Linked DNA regions of Homo sapiens: all the other regions are linked to region 4. The links are chromatin contacts, found by Hi-C or POLR2A ChIA-PET in ENCODE. All regions are on one chromosome and are shown on one strand. The core of a region is the stretch at or near the end of the contact, and the rest is flanking DNA. Distances in the headings are between cores, read along the strand shown.

Evidence for each region. A loop is a pair of places that touch in the nucleus more often than their neighbours do. ChIA-PET counts read pairs that join two places held with the same protein, here RNA polymerase II (POLR2A). Pooled maps may share reads with other maps.
Region 1: a loop to region 4 is called in a map of heart right ventricle, with 2.3 times the contacts of the local background. The contact joins two enhancer-like sites. A Hi-C loop is called at or near these places in 2 of 168 maps with a recorded cell type or tissue (heart right ventricle and transverse colon), 2 of 37 single-sample maps with no recorded cell type and 11 of 50 pooled maps. POLR2A ChIA-PET finds 5 or more read pairs at or near these places in 1 of 52 experiments (A673).
Region 2: a pooled map shows a loop between it and region 4 (5-fold over the local background). The contact joins two enhancer-like sites. A Hi-C loop is called at or near these places in 2 of 168 maps with a recorded cell type or tissue (ascending aorta and endothelial cell of umbilical vein), 1 of 37 single-sample maps with no recorded cell type and 5 of 50 pooled maps.
Region 3: a map of Right ventricle myocardium inferior shows a loop between it and region 4 (10-fold over the local background). The contact joins two enhancer-like sites. A Hi-C loop is called at or near these places in 3 of 168 maps with a recorded cell type or tissue (Right ventricle myocardium inferior, cardiac septum and sigmoid colon), 2 of 37 single-sample maps with no recorded cell type and 13 of 50 pooled maps. POLR2A ChIA-PET finds 5 or more read pairs at or near these places in 1 of 52 experiments (K562).

The regions. Positions count from the first base shown.
Region 1 is chr6:154,612,097-154,614,796 of GRCh38, forward strand. No RefSeq gene overlaps it. Among named protein-coding and RNA genes, the nearest start is that of CNKSR3, 100 kb to the left of the region's middle. Within about 2 kb of position 1,380, at least 2 of the 41 ENCODE cell types and tissues checked have a DNase peak (open chromatin) inside an H3K27ac peak, as active enhancers do.
Region 2 is chr6:154,652,659-154,655,358 of GRCh38, forward strand. No RefSeq gene overlaps it. Among named protein-coding and RNA genes, the nearest start is that of SCAF8, 79 kb to the right of the region's middle. Within about 2 kb of position 1,378, at least 5 of the 41 ENCODE cell types and tissues checked have a DNase peak (open chromatin) inside an H3K27ac peak, as active enhancers do; they include ascending aorta and endothelial cell of umbilical vein, where a contact is called at or near this core.
Region 3 is chr6:154,592,125-154,594,824 of GRCh38, forward strand. No RefSeq gene overlaps it. Among named protein-coding and RNA genes, the nearest start is that of CNKSR3, 83 kb to the left of the region's middle. Within about 2 kb of position 1,272, at least 6 of the 41 ENCODE cell types and tissues checked have a DNase peak (open chromatin) inside an H3K27ac peak, as active enhancers do.
Region 4 is chr6:154,409,287-154,411,986 of GRCh38, forward strand. It overlaps CNKSR3 (CNKSR family member 3), which reads right to left. Exons shown (of 13, transcript NM_173515.4): 11 at 1,648-1,856; 12 at 1,057-1,146. Among named protein-coding and RNA genes, the nearest start is that of IPCEF1, 54 kb to the left of the region's middle. Within about 2 kb of position 1,390, at least 19 of the 41 ENCODE cell types and tissues checked have a DNase peak (open chromatin) inside an H3K27ac peak, as active enhancers do; they include ascending aorta and endothelial cell of umbilical vein, where a contact is called at or near this core.

The sequences.
Region 1 (2,700 bases), core at 130-2,629, 200 kb after region 4:
GGCTTTATATGTCTCATCAGGTAACCAAATTCCCGTTAGACAATAGGCCCAAAGCAGAGATAGAAGAGAAGAAAAAATAACCAATCAATTACACTTCAGAGGTAACCTTGGTAGGAACTGGTGACAGATTGAATTAGTGTGGGGTTGGATGGGGTGGTTTGGGAGCAGATGAAGGAAGAAAGAAGAGCTAAAAATAGCTCTCAGAGTTTTATTTCGGGGAACTGTGCGATTTTTTGCCCCAGCTTCTCCAATATTTACATATGTAAATATTTAATAAAATTAAAATTTGCGTATGCTTACATAATACTTTTAAACTGCGGCTTGGTTGTTTGGTCTTCTTATTGAGATTCTTAAGCAACCCCATGGTATTCTACCCAGAAATTTTCTTCCTCCTACCAGCAAAGTACCAAGGATAGTAAGGACTTGGTATAAATGGTTGATGAATGAATGAGCACCAACCTAGATACATATAATACATAATTTTCCGAGCCCTCAGATGAAAAATATAAATGTGCAAACTTCTACTCTTAAACAATGAATCACCTTTTAAGTATGTATTGAAATTATTTTCATAAGGGGGCACCCCTCACCCTCCAGTCCAAGAACAATAGTACTAAACCCACTTTAAGAAACACCCATCACTTAACTGTGCCTTTTTTGAAGTAGGGTGTGTCCATTTAATTAGTTTTAATTTAAAGACCAATTAACAAGGTTTCAACATAGAACAACATAATAAAAATCGATTTTTTTATTTCCTGAACTACTGAATCATCTCTGATGATTCTGACTGGATCTGAATTTATTTGTACAATACAATTTTATTCCAAAGTGTTTACGAAAACCACATTTTAGTTCTTTCCCTACTTGGTTCCACACCCTTCTGTGTTTTAGCCCATTAACCTCAATAAACCTGCTCAGTTTGCCATTTGATTTCAGTCAGATGCCTTATTCCATTTTTTCTGTCCTGCAACCATAATGTGACGACAATCTGGGTACAATTGCAGAATCCCACGCTACGCCACAGGACATGGTGTGGCCATTCACGTGCCTTAACAGTTCAGAAACATTTGCTCAGAACATGAAGAGCCAGGATGAGACCTTAGCCCATGTTCAACGACGTGCCTTCTCCAACCCTCCATGTGGCGGATCCTGCAGTGTCAGAGAGGGCTTGTCATTTCCTGATCACCTTGTGCACGTCATGCTTTTGTGCTTTTCCTCATGCTCTTCCCTTCATCTGGTTTGTTTTTCCCTCCTTCCTCTTTCCTTCTTTCAAGGTACAGTTCAAATGACGCTTGCTATGGGAAGTCTTCTCCGGTGCCTCTGGCCTGGTTTAGCCACTCACTTCCCATAGCTCCTGCTCACAGCTCTTAGGAGTTTCACAGTCCTTTAGCTCATGACTCATTAGGCTGTGGGCTGCTTTTAGCCATAACGTCATATGTGTAATCAGCCCTTCATAATTATTGCTTCAATGGAATTGACACCCAACCAGATAGTAGGAGAGATAAGCTCAAACCTCCTGACTCAGCACATGTGCACAAGTTTCCCAAATCCCTAGTCCACATTAGATCTTTTTCCTTGTCAATAAGAAAAAGCTTCTCTTAAGAATTATTAAACTTCCAATTCACCTTCTCAGAGTGGATAATAAGAAAGCTTTTATGGTGGGGTGGCAGGGTGGGGAATAGATATGAGATCCACAACAATGAGTGGGGTATGTAGGTGTCTCCAAATACTTCCTACTTGGCATAGGTCTAGCCCTTTATCCAAGCACACTAACTTACTTTGTGAACAAATGCTATGAGATCTATCACAGTCCCAGGAATATAGTGTGTCTGAACTCATCTCTGAGCCTTTGCTTACTTTACTCCCTCAATCCGGACTGTCCGTCAGCCATTCCTTCACTTCTCCCTTTAAGACCAAGTTCATATGGCTTTCCTTCCAGCTTCCTCAACCAGAATCAGAAATGTTAGCACTGGAACTTCTACTCTATTGCTCACACCCTTAATTACCAAATGAGGGACTGAGGCCAGTGAAGTTAGGTGACTTGTCTAGGACCACATAGCTGCCCTGGAATTCAAATCGAGTGGCTTGCAATCCTACCTTCTTTTAATCATATCCACTTCAATCTTGACTCACTTTGTTTCTCTCAACTCAATATCTGGATAGAGTTGTTTCATGTGGATAGATGTGTCATTTCCACCATTTGGTAAAACATCCGGGCACAGGATTATGGGTGGATATGATGCAGTGAAAGACACATGGCATCTGGAGTTAAACAAACCCAGACTCAAGAGCATCCCACGGTCTAACTGTGTGACCTCGGGAGAGTTATGCAAACTTCTGAGCCTCTATTTCCTCATCAGTAAAATAGTAAAACACAAGTGGGGCCAGTGAAGTGCCAGGAGGTTGGACAAGCTATCAGAACCTCAAAACGACGTGCTGCGTGGACAAGGGCACGTGTCTCACACTCACTGGCCTAGAGTGGGGTGGCCATATCTGCATGGTCCCCTTTCAGTTCTAAACAGTTCCTTGACTCAGGGATTCAGGGTAGTGTCTACTAAAGTAAAACACCAGCTTGTTTTCAAGAAGGGAAATGTTGATGCTGCCTCTGCATAGAGTCATAGGGAAGAACAACAGATAGCCTGCCAAAGATATGGTCCAAAACATAAAAATAAAACATGTCAGCTCACTGCCAAAGTGACT
Region 2 (2,700 bases), core at 128-2,627, 240 kb after region 4:
TTTTTGACGCTGGTCTACAGTTTCTGCTTTTTATTTTCTCTTTTTAATTTTCCTCATCTCTATTTAGAGAATCAGAAACTAGTCGATACAACTTATAGGAGATGTCAGGTCAAGGCAAAATTGTAAGCTTCATTCTCTCTCCTCCAGACATCTCTCTCTTCCTCTGGGTGCCTTTTTTTTTTTTTTTTTTTCTGTGACAGGGTCTCTGTCGTGCAGGCTGAAGTGCAATGGCACAGTCATAAATCACTACAGCCATGATCTCACATGGCCAAGCAATCCTCCCACCTCAGCCTCCAGAGTAGCTGAGACTACAAGCAGGTGCCCCTGCACCTGGCTTTTTTTTTTTAAAGAGATGGAGTCTCACTGTGTTGTCCAGGCTGACCTCAAACTTCTGCTGGGCTCAAGCAATCCCCTTGCCTTGGCCTCCTGAACTTCTGGTATTACAAGCATGAGTGAGCCACCATGTCCAGCCCCTTCCTTTTCTTTGATTCTAATTGAGGTGCCTGAAGTCAACTGACATTTGTTATTTTCTCTACAGTCCTTTATATCTTTACACCTCAGGATGTGGCTTTCTGTATTTATCAACTTGCCAGTCAACTGGCCTGATAAAATCATGTATGCTAATAAAGGCCTGACCTGTCACCTGTGGGGCCTTCTGCCTCCACCTATATCACTAATCAAGAATCAAATGGTTCTGGTTTGGGAACAGATAAGGAGGAAGAACAGTACTTTGGGAAAGGGGAGCCTGAATCACATTCTGCAAACTGCTACCTTCACAGTCCAGAAGCAGGTGACTGTAGCAATAGCCAAAAGCCCTGGCCAGGCCAGCACAACACAGGAGCTGGAAGCATGGCCCAGCCCTGGGAACCAGAGCAGGGGGCAGAAGAATAGCCCCAGCAACTCTGAACACAGAAAAGAAAAACACTGCTTCTCATTTCTTTCTCTCGGAGCTAGAAAATGCATGTTTGGTGTCTGCTTGCCAAAAGAAGCTTTTGGAATTTATGTTGCTAGTCTCGAGTTTTGAAGTCTCAAAGGATGTGACAGGAATGTTACATGGATTGAGTGCATGTGTGTGTTTGATTTTAAGATGATAACTGTGGGCTCGTTAAGACTTTCTGGTTTTGTGATGTGTAATCCTATTGTCATTTTTGTTTGGTTTTGATTTTTAATAGGTTTTGATTTTTAATTGGTAATGATTTTTAGTAGATTTTTAATTGGTTTTGATTTAAAAGTGGAGGAGAGCCTGGGTAGGAGGGAGATTCAGGGAAAGGAAATCAAAACAATCCTGGAAACTCCCCTAATGTTCAAGGATCTCAAAGCACATGACCACGGAGGGTTGGTAGGTGAGGAATGAAGGGAGATTTTCCTGTGAATCATGTATTTCCTTGTTATCACAACAACCCTTCCTGTCAGCGGCAACAGTACGTTCAGGGTGGAGTTGAAGAACCATGTCCCGTACATGAGAGAAGCCAGCTTAGTCATGAAAGAACAGTTCCAACTGTTTAGTACAGCAAAGAACATTCTGGAAGAAAATAGAATATAGCATGTCCAGAGTTGGCCAAAAGATCTTTGAAGAAGTTTTAAAATTTGATATTCAAATAATTCCTGCTTTTTGTAAAAACAAAGCCTACTTATTAATCTCTTGTAGAGCTATATTACACAAATGCCAGTATATTAAGTACAAAAGCAGGTGTAAACCAAATACAAAGCATCTCTGCTGCCCTGAAAGAATTTAGACTTTTTCATGGGTTGTGTGGGAGCTGATGGAGAACTGAGGTTTGATGACTTGAGCAGACCCCATTGAAACTCACTGCACCTAACTTCCTCTCTGCAGCCCCCACTGAATGAGGGTCTATGAAAAGCTATGCCCCTCAGCCTGTCCACTCAACTTGCTGGTCCTCCAGTTTGCTTCCTTAACAGAGTAGGATGTGATAGTTCAGCCATCGCTACACACAGCCAGCCTTAAATGCATTTGCCTGCCTTGATGACAAAATGATGCTGGGAGGTCTTCTTTGTCCAAAAATGTTGGTCCTTGACCTGTTCCGGGTTTGAGGCACTACAATTAGAGAATTCTTCCTGCATATGCAGCGTGATGAAGCAGAAAAAGCTTGGACTCAGATGTCAGCAGACTTGAGTTCAAATCTCAGCTCTTCCACTGACCATGTCACTTCATTTGCAAACCTCTGCCTCCATATCAGTTAAAAGGGGACACATGGCTGGGCGCGGTGGCTCACACCTGTAATCCCAGCACATTGAGAGGCTGAGACAGACGGATCTCTTGAGCTCAGGAGTTTGAGACCAGCCCGGCCAACATGGCGAAACCCCATCTCTGCTAAAAATACAAAAGTTAGCTGGGCGTGGTGAAAGGTGCCATAATCCCAGATACTCAGGAGACTGAGGCACGAGAATCACTTGAACCCAGGAGATGGAGGTTGCAGTGAGCCAAGATGGAACCACTGCACTCCAGCCTGGGTGACAGAGTGAGACTCTGTCTAAAGAAAAAGGGCCAGGCGTGGTGGCTCACACCCGTAATCCCAGCACTTTGGGAGGCCGAGGCAGGCAGATCACGGGGTCAGGAGATCGAGAACATCCTGGCTAACATAGTGAAACCCCGTCTCTACTAAAAATTAAAAAAAAAATCAGCCAGGTGTGGTGGCACGCGCCTGTAGTCCCAGCTACTCGGGAGGGTGAGACAGGAGA
Region 3 (2,700 bases), core at 22-2,521, 180 kb after region 4:
CTTGAGACTGGGAGGTGGAGCTTGCAGTGAGCTGAGATCACACCACTGCACTCCACCCAGGGTGATAGAGCCAGACCCTGTCTCAAAAAAAAAATTAATTTGCTTTTAGTCCAATGGTGACAAACATTGATTCATCCACTCATGAATGTATATGGTAGTTATAAAATAATATAGCGCAAAGTTCTAGCTACATAGATATTAAGGAGGCAAAGAGAAGGAATCCTAACTCAGCCTGGGGAGGAGTAAGAGAGGGAGTTTGGGAGGGCTTCCTGGAAGCAGTGACCACTGAGAGTTAAAACCAGAGAAGGAGTGAGGTCAAAGGAAGAACATTCTCTACAGAGAAGATAGCAATTAAAAGGAACTGGAGATCTAAAATAACTCTTCTTAATGTCTTTACTGACTTCTATGTGGGGCGTTGGGGGAAGAGCACTAGAAGAGGTTGAATATATCTAGAACATACACTATGACTGAAGCGAGTTTGAGAGACAGGGCTAGAGAGATAAGCAGGAATAAAATCAGGGAGAGCCTTGAGCACCACCGCATTAGGAAAAGGCTGCCGTATTAGGAAAGGCTGTTCAATATGACGTAATAAAACCTAATTATCGTAGGTTCATGAGAGCTTATCCAAGAAAGGTCCTGTCACTGTCGTAGCCAGGCAGGATATTAAAGATATTTCCGTATTGAAGACCTTTCCCTAATTCGCATCTCTGTGACACTGTCACCTACTCTTTCTTTTCCCATTCTAGCTCTTAGGCCTGGTGGCAATTCTGTAAGAGTGCCAAAAAGGAAGTACAAGCTTTAAAAAATAATTATACCATTTTTAAAACAACAAAACAAAACAAGTCACCAAAAGAAGTCTGCTTAAATTTTGCTTTCTGGGCTGCAAAGATCATGACCACTAGGAAGCTGAATTGAAGAAAAGCCCTACTTGTTTTGGCCAATGTTTTCCTCAAATAGAAGAGTCTGAATGTGTTGCCGTGTCCAGAGATTTGCTGGTATGTGGTTCAGATGCTTCTCCAGTCGAAGCTTTATGTGAAATTTTAAAAGGTGTAGGGCTCACCAAAGCCCCATAGGGAGCTATCAATCTATGTCATGGGGCGGACTCTGAATCCTTGTGAGTAATCCCCGCCTGCCTTCCCTCCCCCAGCTCTCTCCCCAGCACCATGTAAGGTAAGTTCAGCCAGCAAACTCAGATCTGGCTCTCTTTACCCTTGAGAACCTTGCTTATGCCTCTAACACACACGCAGACGGTGAACTGGGCACATTGCTTTCTACTTTTATGAAGGTCACAGACTCTTACTGCTAGAGTAACCAGATCTCCTGCCTCACCAGGCGCAGTCCCAGGCGGTGTCTGTGCTGTCAATATAAATCCCAATTTCTAACCACCTTCAGCAGGAGTTCTACCTCTGCTTGCAAGCCTTTCTCCCATTTATTCCACAGAGAAGCTTATACGATGGAACTCCCGTGAATTCCAGTAAAACCTAAGAATTTGAGAAACACCCTAGAGATTATGGTTGAGAGTTTAGCCTACAATTTATGTGTTCGAGGAACCTTCAGATAAATTATATAATTACATTTAATAAATCCTTGTTGCACTCGTCTGAAAAATAAATAGGTAATTTTTTAAAGCATAAGGAAGGCCCATCTCCCACCCCAAGCAAAGGTAATCAAGGAACTCGGAAAACCTAGGGCAAAGAGTTGAGTGAAAGCAGATCTGGGAAGAAGCCATGTGAAGCACCACTCATGAGAAAATGGTGTTTGGGGCCTGGCGCGGGGACTCACGCCTATAATCCCAACACTTTGGGAGGCTGAGGCAGGGGTAGGGGATCACCTGAGGTCAGGAGTTCGAGACCAGCCTCGACAACATGGTGAAACCCTGTCTGCACTAAAAATACAAAAATTAGCCGGGTGTGATGGCATGTTCCTGTAATCCCAGCTACTCAGGAGGCTGAGGCAAGAGAATCGCTGGAACCTGGGAGGCAGAGGCTGAGTGATAGATCAGATTTGCATTTGAAACCAGTTCCGGCCGTTTGCAGTGGCTCCTGTAATCCCAGCACTTTGGGAGGCTGAGGTAGGTGGATGGATCACCTGATGTCAGGAGTTCAAGAGCAGCCAGGCCAACAGGGTGAAACCAGCTCAATAAATGAGCTGGGCGTGGTGGCATGCACCTGTAGTCCCAGCTACTCGGGAGGCTGAGGCAGGAGAATCGCTTGAACCTGGGAGGTGGAGGTTGAAGTGAGTCCAGATAGAGCCACTGAAATCCAGCTTGGCAACAGAGCAAGACTCTGTCTCAAAAAAAAAAAAAAAAAATTAGCTGGGCATGATACTGCACATCTGTAGTCCCAGCTACTTGGGAAGTTGAGGCAGGAGAATTGCTTGAACCCAGGAGGCGGAGGTTGCGGTGAGCAGAGATCATGCCACTGCACTCCAGCCTGAATGACAGAGCGAGACTTCATCAAAAAAGATTTAAAAAAATGGCGTTTGGCCATGGTGTCAGTCATCAGATCTGGCTCCTACCCATAAGCTGAGTGGACAGCATGTTACTAATAGTGATTTCCCCATCCTCTCTGGCCATTCGGAAAAGCATGTTCAGCAGTTTCTGGTCCTTTGGCCCTTTCTCCTTCCCTGAGTCTTTTACAGAAGACTCTGAACTGATGTTTCACTGGTTTTATTTTTTATGTATGTATGTACGTATTGGAG
Region 4 (2,700 bases), core at 140-2,639:
TTTCAACAACTGCAAAAACAATGTTATAATGTTCTGCCAATGATGACAATCAAATGCAATCTGGCAATAAAATGAGAATGTTTTAAAACATTTCACTCAAGACCAGCATAATAACCAGGGACTTTGATTACAGGGTGAATTAAACACAAATTTCTTTTCAAATAGTAACTGCCTTCTAACATAAGAAGGACTTGGAAGAAAAAAAAATCCATGTTTGTTCATCAGAAATCAAACAGACTCCAAAAATAAAAGCAACAAAATTTAGAATAAGATTGTTTAATGAAAGCTGGGCATGGTGGCACACGTCTGTAACACCAGCTATTCAGGAAGCTGAAGTGGGAGGATCACTTGAACCCAGGAGTTCAAGGCCAGCCTGGGCAACATAGTAAGACCCCATCTCAATTTTTAAAAATAAATTTTGAAAAAGATTGTTTAATGAATAATTTATTTCTATTCATTAAAAAATTAGACTATTGGCTGGGTATGGTGGCACATCCCCGTAATTCCAGCACTTTGGGAGGCTGAGGCAGGAAGACCACTTACAGCTAGGAGTTTGAGACCAGCCTGGACAACATATTGAGACTCTGTCTCTACCAAAAAAAAAAAAAAAATTAGCCAGCCGTGGTGGCGTGCACCTGTAGTCCCTGCTACTCAGGAGGCTGAGGCAGGAGGATCACTTGAGTCCAGGAGCTCAAGGCTGTAGTGAGGTATGATCACGCCACTGCACTCCAGCCTGTGTAACAGAGCAAGATCCTGTCTCTAAAAAGTAAATGAATAAAAATTAGACCATTAAAGTCTATAGCCTTTTTACAGCACTCAATGCTAATTAGGATATTTACAATCACTAACTAGGATTATATAATTTTGCCATTCTAGAAATAAGTAGGATCTTAAAGATCTTCAGCAGTCCTAATTTTACAGATGAGAAAACGGGACTCAGAAAGGCCAAGTACTCAGTCTACTTATTATAACACATTTAGAAACAGAGGTGAAACCAGGCCCTGGGGCTGTTCACTCCCCATTTGCTGTTCCTTGGTTTGCTTGGATGAAACGTACCTTTCCTGCCATGACCTCGAGGTCTGGCAAAAGGGTCCACAATCCCCATCCAGTTCCCATCAGCAGGCATGGACAAAGGCCGTGGCTTGCCTTCAGAGGGACGAGAAAGAAGGTGACAAGTTTGATGAGTTCTGGAACTTTAGTGAACCGTTCCCTTTATGTATAACTTAGACCTCACAATACCACACCCACTTAGACAGAAGCAATAACAAATTTTAAAATAAAAGTATTTTAAAGCACTGTATTTCCATAGCAGGAAATAGAGTGCTACTAAGATAGAGGCACATTAAACTTGAGCCTGTGAGTCTACAGAGCAAAGCAACTCCAAAGCTAAAACCCAGGCACTGAAAGTTAAAACTGTAACATGATCTCACCCAGTTGGGCTTTCATGCCAGGCAGAGTAATGACTCAACAAGGATCCGCTTGACAGAGATGAATAAAGGTCTCATACTTAGAATTTCATTGAGGTTTATGTTTTCCTCAGATTACTCTTGAAGTCTGCCAAATTCATCCAACAGTTCCAACTAAGGCAGGGGGCGGGGAGGAGAAGTCAAGGCCAACGGCAGAACAAAACAAACACTTGAAACTTACCATAAGATGGTGTTTTCTCTCTCATTTTTGTGGGCAGAATGTTGGTTTCCACCGAGTACCCAGGCAACTGATCCGAGTCTGCAATGGTGAATCTTCGTCTCCGGCTTTCCTGGTCCAAGAAGGAATTCGGGGACTCTGAACCCTTAGGACCAGGCAATGGTTGTTTGCACTTACTGGACCCTCCATAAACAAAACTGCCATTCTCATCCCTGGAAGATAATATGGACAATAATTAAGTTGTTTACAAAGATGTTCTCATACTGAAGAATTCCAGCAGTGCTGCTACCTCCAGCACACAGAAGATAATTTAAATTCTCCTTTTCCACTGGAGGAAAAGCATTCCTTTTGTCAACCCCAGTTGCCGCTCAAATACATACAGATCCTATTAAATAAGCAAAATACCATGACGTGATGAAATAAGAATAAATGCAGGCCGGACACAGCGGCTCCCGCCTGTAATCCCAGCACTTTGGGAGGCCAAGGCAGGTGGATCACCTGAGGTCAGGAGTTCAAGACCAGCCTGACAAACAAGGTGAAACCCCATCTCTACTAAAAATACAAAAATTAGCCAGGTGTGGTGGCAGGAGCTACTTGGGAGACTGAGGCAGGAGAAGTGCTTGAACCCAGGAGGCGGAGGTTACAGTGAGCTGAGATCATGCCACTGCACTCCAGCCTGGGCAATGGAGCGAGACTCCATCTCAAAAAAAAAAAAAAAAAAAAAGAAGAGTAAATGCAGGGTTTTTTTTAATATCCAAACAAATATAGCTTTGAAAAGACAGCTCTAGTTTTCCTGTGCTTCTGTGTGTAGCTGAATATCCTATTTACTACAGCAATCACACATTAAGGTATGCTCTAGCGAACCACGTTGCTCATGCCAAGAGTCGGATCTCTGCCAAAATCCAGCAAAAAAGACTTGATATATTATGAAGTTGTTAGATTTGAAAACCATGTCAAAAGATACAAAGGAACCTTTATAGTAACCAATGGAGAGTGATTCTTTTCTGAATCAAATACTACAAAAACCAGCAAAAGTTGGATCACTGATTCCATTCT